Linked DNA regions of Homo sapiens: region 1 is linked to region 2. The links are chromatin loops, found by intact Hi-C in ENCODE. Cell type or tissue: psoas muscle. All regions are shown on one strand.

What was found. A loop is a pair of places that touch in the nucleus more often than their neighbours do. Peaks named below come from ENCODE experiments on the same cell type or tissue, not always from the same donor. Only the 100,000 strongest peaks of a DNase experiment are listed, where the experiment ranks them.
Region 1: a loop joins it to region 2, with 9 times the contacts of the local background. A loop is called at or near these places in 46 of 110 quality-filtered maps.

The regions. Positions count from the first base shown.
Region 1 is chr20:60,060,984-60,065,983 of GRCh38, forward strand. All of the region lies in intron 2 of LINC02910 (long intergenic non-protein coding RNA 2910), which reads left to right. Among named protein-coding and RNA genes, the nearest start is that of LINC02910, 7.6 kb to the left of the region's middle. In psoas muscle, no CTCF peak of the experiment used is centred here; DNase peaks (open chromatin) are centred at 1,670, 1,918 and 2,198; H3K4me3 peaks cover 989 bases; H3K27ac peaks cover 2,556 bases.
Region 2 is chr20:60,260,357-60,265,356 of GRCh38, forward strand. All of the region lies in intron 3 of MIR646HG (MIR646 host gene), which reads left to right. The region is part of intron 1 of LOC105372698 (a long non-coding RNA gene); the gene reads left to right. Among named protein-coding and RNA genes, the nearest start is that of MIR646, 46 kb to the right of the region's middle. In psoas muscle, a CTCF peak has its summit at 2,838 (motif pointing left); no DNase peak of the experiment used is centred here; H3K27me3 peaks cover 322 bases.

The DNA.
Region 1 (5,000 bases), 200 kb before region 2:
CAGACTTTTGAACACTAGACTTTCTGGTGGCACCTGTAGCACCCTTAAAAAGTGAATGCTGCTGCCCAAATTAAATCTGAGCAGACTGAACTGAACGTCCCAGCATAACCTCAACGTCTCTGGGGCCCCATCTGCCCTGCTCTTAGCATCCCACTAAGAGAAGCAGCAGACACTCAAAGCAATTGGAAAAATGACCTGAGTTCATCCAAACCCTTTAAGGAGAAACCTCTCTATGACTTTCCCTACGATTCTTTCACCCCGTATTTCTCCCCTCCCATGGTCTCACTCCAGAGCTTTTCCAGAGCCCTTTTCTTTCCCAGAGGCTCCTTGGAGCCAGCCCTCACGGCTCTGGCCTTGTTTTCTGCTCCACGTTTTAGCATGAGGCAGGCATGCTATACGGCAAACATGACATTTTCTTTAGTGGGTAGGGGAAGAGGAGGGCTGAACCTCTAGCGCCCGAATGCATTTGTCCCTGTCACACACAGTCATTGTCCAATTACCTTTTGGGAGGGAAAACCCAGTACTGATCACTCCGCCTACTCCAGTTTTTCCTGATCTGAATGATCTGCCTTAACAATGTGTTAACATTTTACCCAAGTTCACTCAGAATAAGAAAGTGCGTAGAGGTGCCCACTAGAGGGTGGGCGCACAGCAGTGGGCATCTCGGCTCTCTGCCCGTGGGGATCCTGCCAGGTTGTTCAGAGCAGCTCCTCAGTGTCACTCTCCTCCCCACCCTCCCTTTCCTTGGGGTCTAGCCGTTTCTAGCTCCAGTGTTGCCCCTCCCAAGCTGGATGTAACCTAGCTTCTGTCTTTTACCTGTTACCTCATTTGTGCAGTTAACATTTTATGCACGTCCCTTACAGTGTAGAAGGAAAACATAATTCTAATCTGACTCCATTCAGTGATGTTAAATACTGCATGTGAACATCCCCATCCAGAAGTTCATCCAATGTAGACTCATCAAAAAGCAGGAGTCCTAAATGTTTGCATTGTGCAAGCATCCTTAGCACATTGCTATATAGGTGTTTAAGAGTGTCTTAAGAGATATTTGGAAAATTGGTTGGGGATTGTTTTTGTTGGCCTGGGAATGTATTATTATTTTTTCCCAGTTCACATAAAGGGGTGAAGCCCTGATGTCTGGAAATTTGCTCTCCAAAGTGTTTCCAGGAATTGACAATATTTGGATAATGAGGGGTGTCTGTACTTTCCTTGACCTAAACTGCTGGTAGAGGGGGATATTTTTGTATGATTGGGCAAGGTCAAACACAGAATCAAATCAGGAAGAACAGGGTCTGACATGATGAATCCCTGCCTCGCCTTGCCATTGACAAGAGACAGAATAAATGCCCCCAAAGAACCCTGCACCATGAACGCTTGATGGCAATCCTGTCTCAGGGCTTTGCTGCTCGCTGTCAGGCAGCAGGTACACTACCCAGGGCCGTGGGGAAGGCGTCTTGCAGCCACACTGCAGCAGGAGGCTGGTCATATCTACGGGCTCCACCAAGCCAGGATGCAGAGCTCGGCCCGTCTCATGGCACAGGCTCGGGCTGCTCGGAGCTTATAATGAATTAGAGCCACAGCTGATTATTTTCAAGGCTGGCGCTCACGCTGGGTGCCTGAGAAGACGATGAATCTGCAGTGCCGAAGTGCTGCCTGGCCTCTCAGGAACCAGCTGCAGCTGGGATTCTCTGCAGCCTTCCCCGCAGCAAGCTGGGGTAGCCATGAGCCCTGCCTGTCCAACGTGGGGTCAGGCGGGCATGCCTGCTGTGTCTGGCAGCCTTGACACCCCCAGATTCTGCTGGAAGATGCTCGTGGCCTGAAAGCTCATTTTGTAGTCGCTCTACCCTGGGATGCAGCTTCTGCACTGGCAGGATTAACGCAAACAGAATCTGCTTGGCTCATTCCTCGCCGGGCCTCAACAGGCCTGCAACGCCACTGTCTGCCAGGGAGAGCCACTCGGTGATACTGTTAATTAAAACCATGACTCTGGGGGCAAGAAAAAATTTTAAAACGCTGAAGTCATCTTCCCTAATAGAAATCTTATTTTGAAGGTGCTCACGGAGGTCAGGCTGACCAGAAAAACCCACAAGCCATAAATAAGCTCAAATAGTTTTATTTAATTTACTTAACTCGGTGCCTGGAGTCCTCATGGGGAGAGGTGCCTGGCATCAACACAGGGTGGGGGTGGCCACCCTCATCTCTAGCCCCTGGGTCCCAGAGCTGAGAGGAGGGAGAGAACTGAACTTTCTTGGAAGAATGTGGAACTGCTGAGTAGATGCTTTGGAATTTGCTGACCCAGGCATCTGGGAGTACAGCCTGACCGGCCATCTCTGCGCCAAGCTATCTATAGTCCAATGGCTATTTTCAATTGGAAATTCATTTTAAAGTGGTGGCAGTGACGGGGGAGTGGCTGTATCTGTAATCCATTATTTCACACAGAGAATTCCCTTCTTTCATTTTTTTCTGGCCAAAGTTGCTGCTTTGAACGTGGGTGGGTCTTGGAGCCCAAGACTGAGCTGGCTGCTTGGAGAAAAATTGGAGGGATTTGAAAAGGCCCGAGGGAGGGTGTCCTCTGAGTTGGGGGTGGCAGAAAACATCTTAAATGTGCAGGCCCAAGCCTTCTGCAGTGAAGGGAATAGGACTCTGGCTTCGGCAGACCTAACTCAGTCTCTGGGTTCTTGGGCTAATTTGTGAAATTACCTCTCCCCTCAGGACTGGGAGAGAACGGCCTTAAATAAGTGCAATTTAATTCCCTTGATTGTGGTCCTCTTTAATGAAAAACCAAAATTTATTCTCTCTCCTGCTAGTTTCCCATTGAAAGTCACAAGAAATGAGGCTGGGGTGGAGGGCCTGGAGTTGCTATGGAAGCATGATGCCTAGAACCCACTATGGGATGGATGGTCATTGGTGTCACGGACTGTGGTGTAGACATTGTCTCCTGTGCCAGGATGTGGCCTGGTCCTGCACCCCTTTGCCTTTGAAGCTGTGCCTGCCTGTGATCTGGGAGTGGCACGAACCCACAGAACCCAGCCCACCCTGCAGGAAGTGGGAGAGCTCCCCGGGTACTCTGGTGCTGAGGAAGCACAGCTTAAAGAGGAAATTTCCTTGAAATCCACACAGACCTCCTTCCAGAATGTTCTGGAAGGAAGCACAACTTCAAGAGGAAATTTCCCTGAAATGCACACAGACCTCCTTCCAGAATATTCTGGAAGGAAGCACAACTTAAAGAGGAAATTTCCCTGAAATGCACACAGACCTCTTTCCAGAATGTTCTGGAAGGAAGCACAAGTTAAAGAGGAAATTTCCCTGAAATGCACACAGATCTTCTTCCAGAATGTTCTCTAAATCCTCCTCCAATTCAACTGTCATCACCACAGAACCCACACCCTATGATAAATGGCCAGAGCCCTTACTGTCTTTGTTTTACTCCAGGCGTCTCAGGCCACTAACAAGGAGGTGGAGGTCTCAAGGCTATTGTCAACTGATTCTGCTGGAGGCCAGACCAAAATGGCTTTCTTCCGTGACAGCGTCAGTCCAGTTACAAATCTCCCGGTTCCATGATAAAGGATTTGGCTGGGCTATGGCCCTGGTTTCTTGGAGGAAACCTCTAAATCCTTGAAACTTCCCGAGTGATAGGAGAATCTATGTTATTCATGGTGGGCCTTTCCAACCATACCTGAGTTTATGCTTATGAAATTACCAGGATGGAAGCTGACCACACCAGAAAGGTCAGCCAGGTAATTGGAGGCTTGGGGCTTTGACCAACATGACGTCAGTCCTTCAGTGAGTGGAGGAGGGCTGGAGATTGAGTTTAATTGCATGGCCAGTGAGTTAATCAATCATGCCTATGTAACGAAACTCCAATAAAAATTCTGGACATGGGCTCAGGTGAGCTCCCAATTAGTGAACACATCAAGGTGCCTACAGGTGATATGTCCTGATCCACAGGGTGATGCCATGGAACCTTCCAGGCCTGGCCCTATGCATCTCTTCACTGGGCTGGGCTGTATTTCCACCATTTGATAATAACACTGTAATCTTATCACTGCAGCAGTTTCCTGAGTTCTGCCAGTCGTTCTGGCAAATTATGAAACCTGAGGGGGTTGTGGGAAATGCCAAATTTTTGGCCAGTTGGTCAGAAGTGCCAGTTCTGGGGAGCCTGGAGCTCCTAGCTGGAAATTCTTGTGGACAGTGTACCTGGCCTCTGATGTCTGAGCCAGTTCTGGGTGTTGTGTGTTGGGATGGCACTGCAGTCCCTAAAGCAAGTTCTGGGGAATGGTAGGAAAGCATCCCTGCATCTATATTTCCATTTGGTCCCGGTCTAAAGCAGCTGGTCCTCAGAATTGTCTAGGGGGCTTTTAGAAAGAAGAGCCTTCTGGAACCCTTCCTGAACGATTCTGATCCCATAGTCCCGCAATGGGCCCTGGAGTCTGTATTTTTGAAAAGCTTTCCTAAGTAGTACTGAGGCAGAATCATATTTGAGACTAACTTTCCAGTGCAGCCAGGCATACCTCCCAAAAAGAGAAAATCTGTTTGAAAGAAGGGAAAATGCAGAAAACTGGGGAGGCCATTCCCCAGTGTTCTAACAAGTCAGGGAACAAAGGGACGGCAGATAGAAAGTTCCATGCCGGGAGGTCAGTGCTGCAGCCTGCGTCCTTACGCTGAGGTCAGTCTACGAAAAGGCATATTTGGTGACCCTGCATCCCTTTCTGGGTGTTAAGCTCTGGAGACACTTGCGAGGCCTTCTTCCTTCTCCATATGTCCCCCCTTGGACCTTTCAGATGTCCTTATGGTCCTGACATCAGTATCCTATGATGGGATGCACATGCTCGACCTCGGGGACCAGCTGGAAGCCCTAGCTGCTGCTGGCAGGGGCCAGGACCCTCAGCACTGAGGGTCTGGGTAGATGGAACTGCACACCTTGCATCTGGGGCGAGGAAGCATGTCCTAAGAACTGAGTGGCGCACGAGGAATTCACGTGACAGTTTCTCAAGCTGGTG
Region 2 (5,000 bases):
TCCTCAGAGACAGTTCTGTGCGAAGGATAGACCAAACCAAGCAAGCAGACAAATAAATCACAGTAATTGTATGAGGAGGAAAATCAGCAAGGAAACCAGCAGTCAGTGTGCGGAGAGCTGTTCCCCAGATGGAGTCAAGGAAGTCTTCCTGCAGAGGTGACGTGATTGAGACGGGAGTTGGGGAAGGTGCACTGGAAGCTGGGTGGGTCTCAGAGGGCAGCCTGGTGGTTTATTCGGCCTGGTTGTGTGTGCCAGGCACGGCCGAGGGCACTAAAGGAAGGGTGCCTCACTGCAGAGGAGGAGGAAGCTCCAGTGCCGGCAGGCTCCTGGGATGGAGTAAGGACATGTGGGTGTCGGGATGTGATTCTGGTGAAGCATTTGAGCCCTACCACTCCAAAACCTGAGTTCAAGAACTCACCCACTACATATGAGCAGTGTGGACTTGTGAAAATTAACCTCTCTTATCCTTGGCTTTCTTTTTGGTACAGTGGAGTTGATGAAAAGCATCAGCTTCAGAGGATTGGAGGAAAGGCACGTAGAGTGCTGATGACAGGGCCTGGCACACAGCAGGAGCTCAACCAATGCTCAGCGCTGAGAAGGGACTCACTGTGCTTAGCAATATTGCTGCGGGAAAGCCAGATTGTCCCTTCAGGATCCATCAATGCCGAGGGCAAGGAGAGAAAAGCATTTGGGATTTTCTTTTATGGGTCTCTTCTTTCAATTTCATTTTCATGTATCTCAATTTTTGTTGACTGTATTCACCACTACTTCTTGACTGTTTTTTATGTTCTAGGCACTTTTCACAAATATCTATTTAATCCTTAGTTCTCTATGAATTAAATAGCTATTTGTGAAATCCTATTGGTGGAATCCTCCCACCTTTGTGAGTGTGAATGTGTGTGTAACTTATGTATCATAGAGTTTAAGTAAACTGTTAAATATTACACAGCTATTGAGTGGTGTAGCTGGGGTTTGAACCAAAATCTACCTGGCTCCAAGTTCCTTCTCCTGACTGATATTAGTTTGTTGGGCATCACGAGGTGAGGGCATCTAAAAAGTCTTGTGTGTTTAGATCCTTCCTGGATTTCTCAGGGACTTGTTTCTGTTGACCAACAGGTGTTAGGAGGTAGAAGGAAATGCATGTAAAGTACCGGCCTGCAACTGTTGCTTCTGGCAGAAGAGCTGAGCTTCACCCATCTCTGCCATTAGATAAAGGATGTGGTTGCTATTGCCCAAGAGACTTCTTCTTGGAAATAATGCCGGAAAAAAAAAAAAAAAAAAAAAAGCAATTCCTTGCAAATCCAGCAGTCACTAAAAACACGGAGAACTAAGTTTTTAGGATGGTCAAAAGCCACCCACCTAGTCCATTTTATTTGTTTCCTGTTCATTTCTTTTATTTTCTTCTTCTATCTCCATAATCTTTATTTCCCCACGACAAGATTCTCATCTAACTCTCTATTTAACATACCAATGCTTCTTGAGGACGCCGTTATCTATTGTTTCTTACGGTGCACATTCATTAGCACTTGCCAGAGAGGGGCTGTGTACTGTCATTTCTGCGCCTGCCTTTGTTAGTTTTAGATTAATTCCTGCTGTGGTCATGTTCTTTGGGATAATTTTATCAAGATTTTCTTTCTCTTGCTTTATTACTTGCTTTCTTGGTTACTTTATTAAATTTTAAAATGTCTTATTAAGGTTACTTCTTTCATTGTGACAAAAGTATAACTTTTCCAACTTTGCTCTAAAAACTTGTAGAACAAACTCTTAATAGCCGCCCCCCTCCCCAGGGACATGGGGCAGGACTAGGGTGGGAGTGTGGTGGGGAAGAAGAGCTCTTACTTTTTAGTCTAAATGTTTCTTTATGGCTTCAATTATTTATAACCATCACAGACTATTTTAATGAATTGTTTTCAGTAATAAATAAGACTTGTAGATCTGATAATGTTATTTTTATAAACTTTTTTTTAATCAGGCCATGCTCTTCAAGATGCAGAGGTATAAGAAGTCCTTAGTGAAATAACTTTTAAGAACTGTGCATTAAAAAGATGGCTAATGGCAATCCCAGCACTTTGGGAGGCCGAGGTGGGTGGATCACGAGGTCAGGAGTTCAAGACCAGCCTGGCCAACATGGTGAGATCCTGTCTCTATTAAAAATGCAAAAATTAGCTGGGCATGGTGGTATGCACCTGTAATCCCAGCTACTCAGGAGGCTGAGGCAGGAGAATTGCTTAACCGGGACCCAGGAGGTGGAGGTTGCAGTGAGCCAAGATCACGCCACTGCACTTCAGCCTGGGCTACAGAGCGAGACTCTGTCAAAAAAAAAAGAAAAAAAAAAAAACAAGGAAAAGAAAAGAAACTAGTGTGAATATGAGAGCTTCATTGAATCCAGGGATATGGCTTAATAGAGATTTTTAAGGCCACTTGACCTAACTAGAGTTTGCAGCTCAAATAGAAGTTTTATTGGGTTCTGTTATTGGATTATCCAGTGGGGCAGAGGTAGAGCTGCCAGCTCCCAAATTAACACTGTAGATTGGCATCTACTGCAGGCAAATGACTTCCAACTTGGCCATCACTGAAAACCATATGGAAAGACAATTTACAAAGTCTCTGGAGGCTTTTTGGTGACTTAGTGATTGGCCTTTTGGAAATGGACAGAGCAAGGAGACAGAACAAACCTGAATATTTGGTGGCTGCAGCTCTTTTGGTCTTCACAATCCATTAAGTCCTCACCTGGGTAGGTGTCTACCTGTTACAGGTGGGCAGGTAAGCCTGCTCGCTGGCCATGGAGGCAGGACACCTCTGGATGGAAAATGAGCCTGTCTCGGAGAGCGACCCCTGGTGGATGGGGAGCTTTCCTGCACTTCACAAACATCACTAAAGGTGAATCCCATTCCCCTCCTCTGTCTACCTCCTTCTCTCTGGGCTCGTCTCTGTTTCCAGTCATCTAAATAGAAAGGAATCCTTAAAGATACAGTAGTCAAAACATTGTAAGCCCTCTCCTACCCCTCTGTCCACTCCCCACACTCACACATCAGATGTGGGTTTCTTAAATATAAATCTAGGATTAATGCATTCAAGCCTGGTTCCTTGGGGGAAAGCTGGAATAACCAGCAAATGTCAAAATGTTTTCTTTAAATATCTAAATGAGTGGAAAATAAAACAATATAATTTCCCCAGGAATTACCTGGCCACTGGTCTTTTCCATAGACATGATACATCCCCTTATTTCTCCCCAGGGTGAATCCAGTTGGGAGTATTTGACACTGCAGATCTCGGGTGCTCAGAGGGAGGCACCATTAGTTTAATAAGAGAAGGTCCTGAGTCTGAGGGTTCTAAAGGTGGCCCCCATAGACTCTAGGCAAACTGCTCAGCCACGGTCTCATGAATATCACATCTTTCTGTAGGTCTGGAAGAGACCTGGCAACACCTCCAGAAATGGCCTCCTTCTCTGGGTAGTACCAGTTAACCTCTAGAATCTAGTATAACTCGAAATTTTTATTGGAATTATCCAACCATTACCCTGCTCGCTGTATTAGCTCTGCCCTCGAGCGCTCTTGACTAAGTATCAGGGGAATGAAGAGCTTTGTCAATTGGAACCCAAGCCTCCTGATCTTAATTAGAGATGTGCCAAAGTACCTGAATTTAATGGGGGAGGTTGGCAGACAGTTCTCTCTCCACCCCTCTTGCATTTAATGACTTCATTACTGATTACTGTCCACAGCAATGCAGAAATTAAATATGCTCTGCAGAAAAGCAAAAAGGTTGAAATGCAGTTGCTTTTGCATAGCAAGTTCCACGCGAAGCTTTGCACTGTTTGCAAAACGGGGAGAGCCAAGATGTTAGCATGCCTCCCCCACACATACCCTGCCACAGCGCAGCTCAGCCCAGCAGTCTGGCCTCCCAGGCCCGGGAGGGGCCCATACGGAAGGTGGGGAGAATGAATTATTCATGTGCTCGCTCCCATCCACAGATAATTCAATATTCTGCTCTCAATAATCTTTGCCAGCGTTATCTGTATTCATTCTCTCGTTCTGTAAAGAAGGCTGCTAAGTAATTGTTAAATATCTTTCCTGCTCCCTGAATAAATTGGAGATACAGAAAAATAATAGGGATATGATTGCAACATATTCATTTGGTCATGTTTGCCCTGATTTAGTGGGGCACAGCAGACAGCTCCAGCATTCCAGAACTATTGCCATACACCGAGAAGGGTCAAAGTCACACTTTTTTCCAACGATTTTTCTCAGACACTCATGCTCCTTAAAGCTCCCTCATAACCCATCACCCTGTGGTGGGGACACCAATTCTTAGCGTCCAGGTATCTTTTCCACTGAAGAGACATTCACGTCAAAATTCTGACAGTTTTCTTCTTTTATTTAAGCTAAACATTTCCATTTGAGACAAGAACATTTTAACCATTACATCCACAGGCTTTGTATGGTGCATTTGCAGGTTCAGTATCTCCCAGGCCAAGCAACAGTTTGTGCATATAGTAAATACAGCTGGAGGAAACTGTGTTTATAACACTTAGTTAGAAGGAGTAAATAGCCCTGGGTACTGATAAGAAAGGTAAAATGTATCCAGAGCTGCTGCAGAAGACAGAGGCGGAGGAAATGATGGAAATGGTGACCCTGTTGGTAGGAAAATCACCTGGAAAACAAACAGTTGCTTTAGCCTTTACACACGCAGAAAACTTTCAAGGAGAATGACTTCGACCCAGGAGGATGGGCTTTGACCTTGTTCCTGAAGGATCCAAGCCCTGGCTAAGCTTGGGGTGGGGGACCGGCTCCAGGATGAGATGTCTGTCTGTGTCATTTTCCCTTTCTCTGTGAGCTTGTGAGCCAACCCGGAAGACACTGGGTGCTTTGGAAAAGAGCTCTCTGGGTTTGGGGGATCTGCTGGGGCTTACAGGTGGAGAATGGGGGGGACCAGCAGCGGGTTAGGGTGAAGATGGCCTCAGAGCGTGGCGGGCTTCTGACAGCCCCCTCCATCCACGTTGG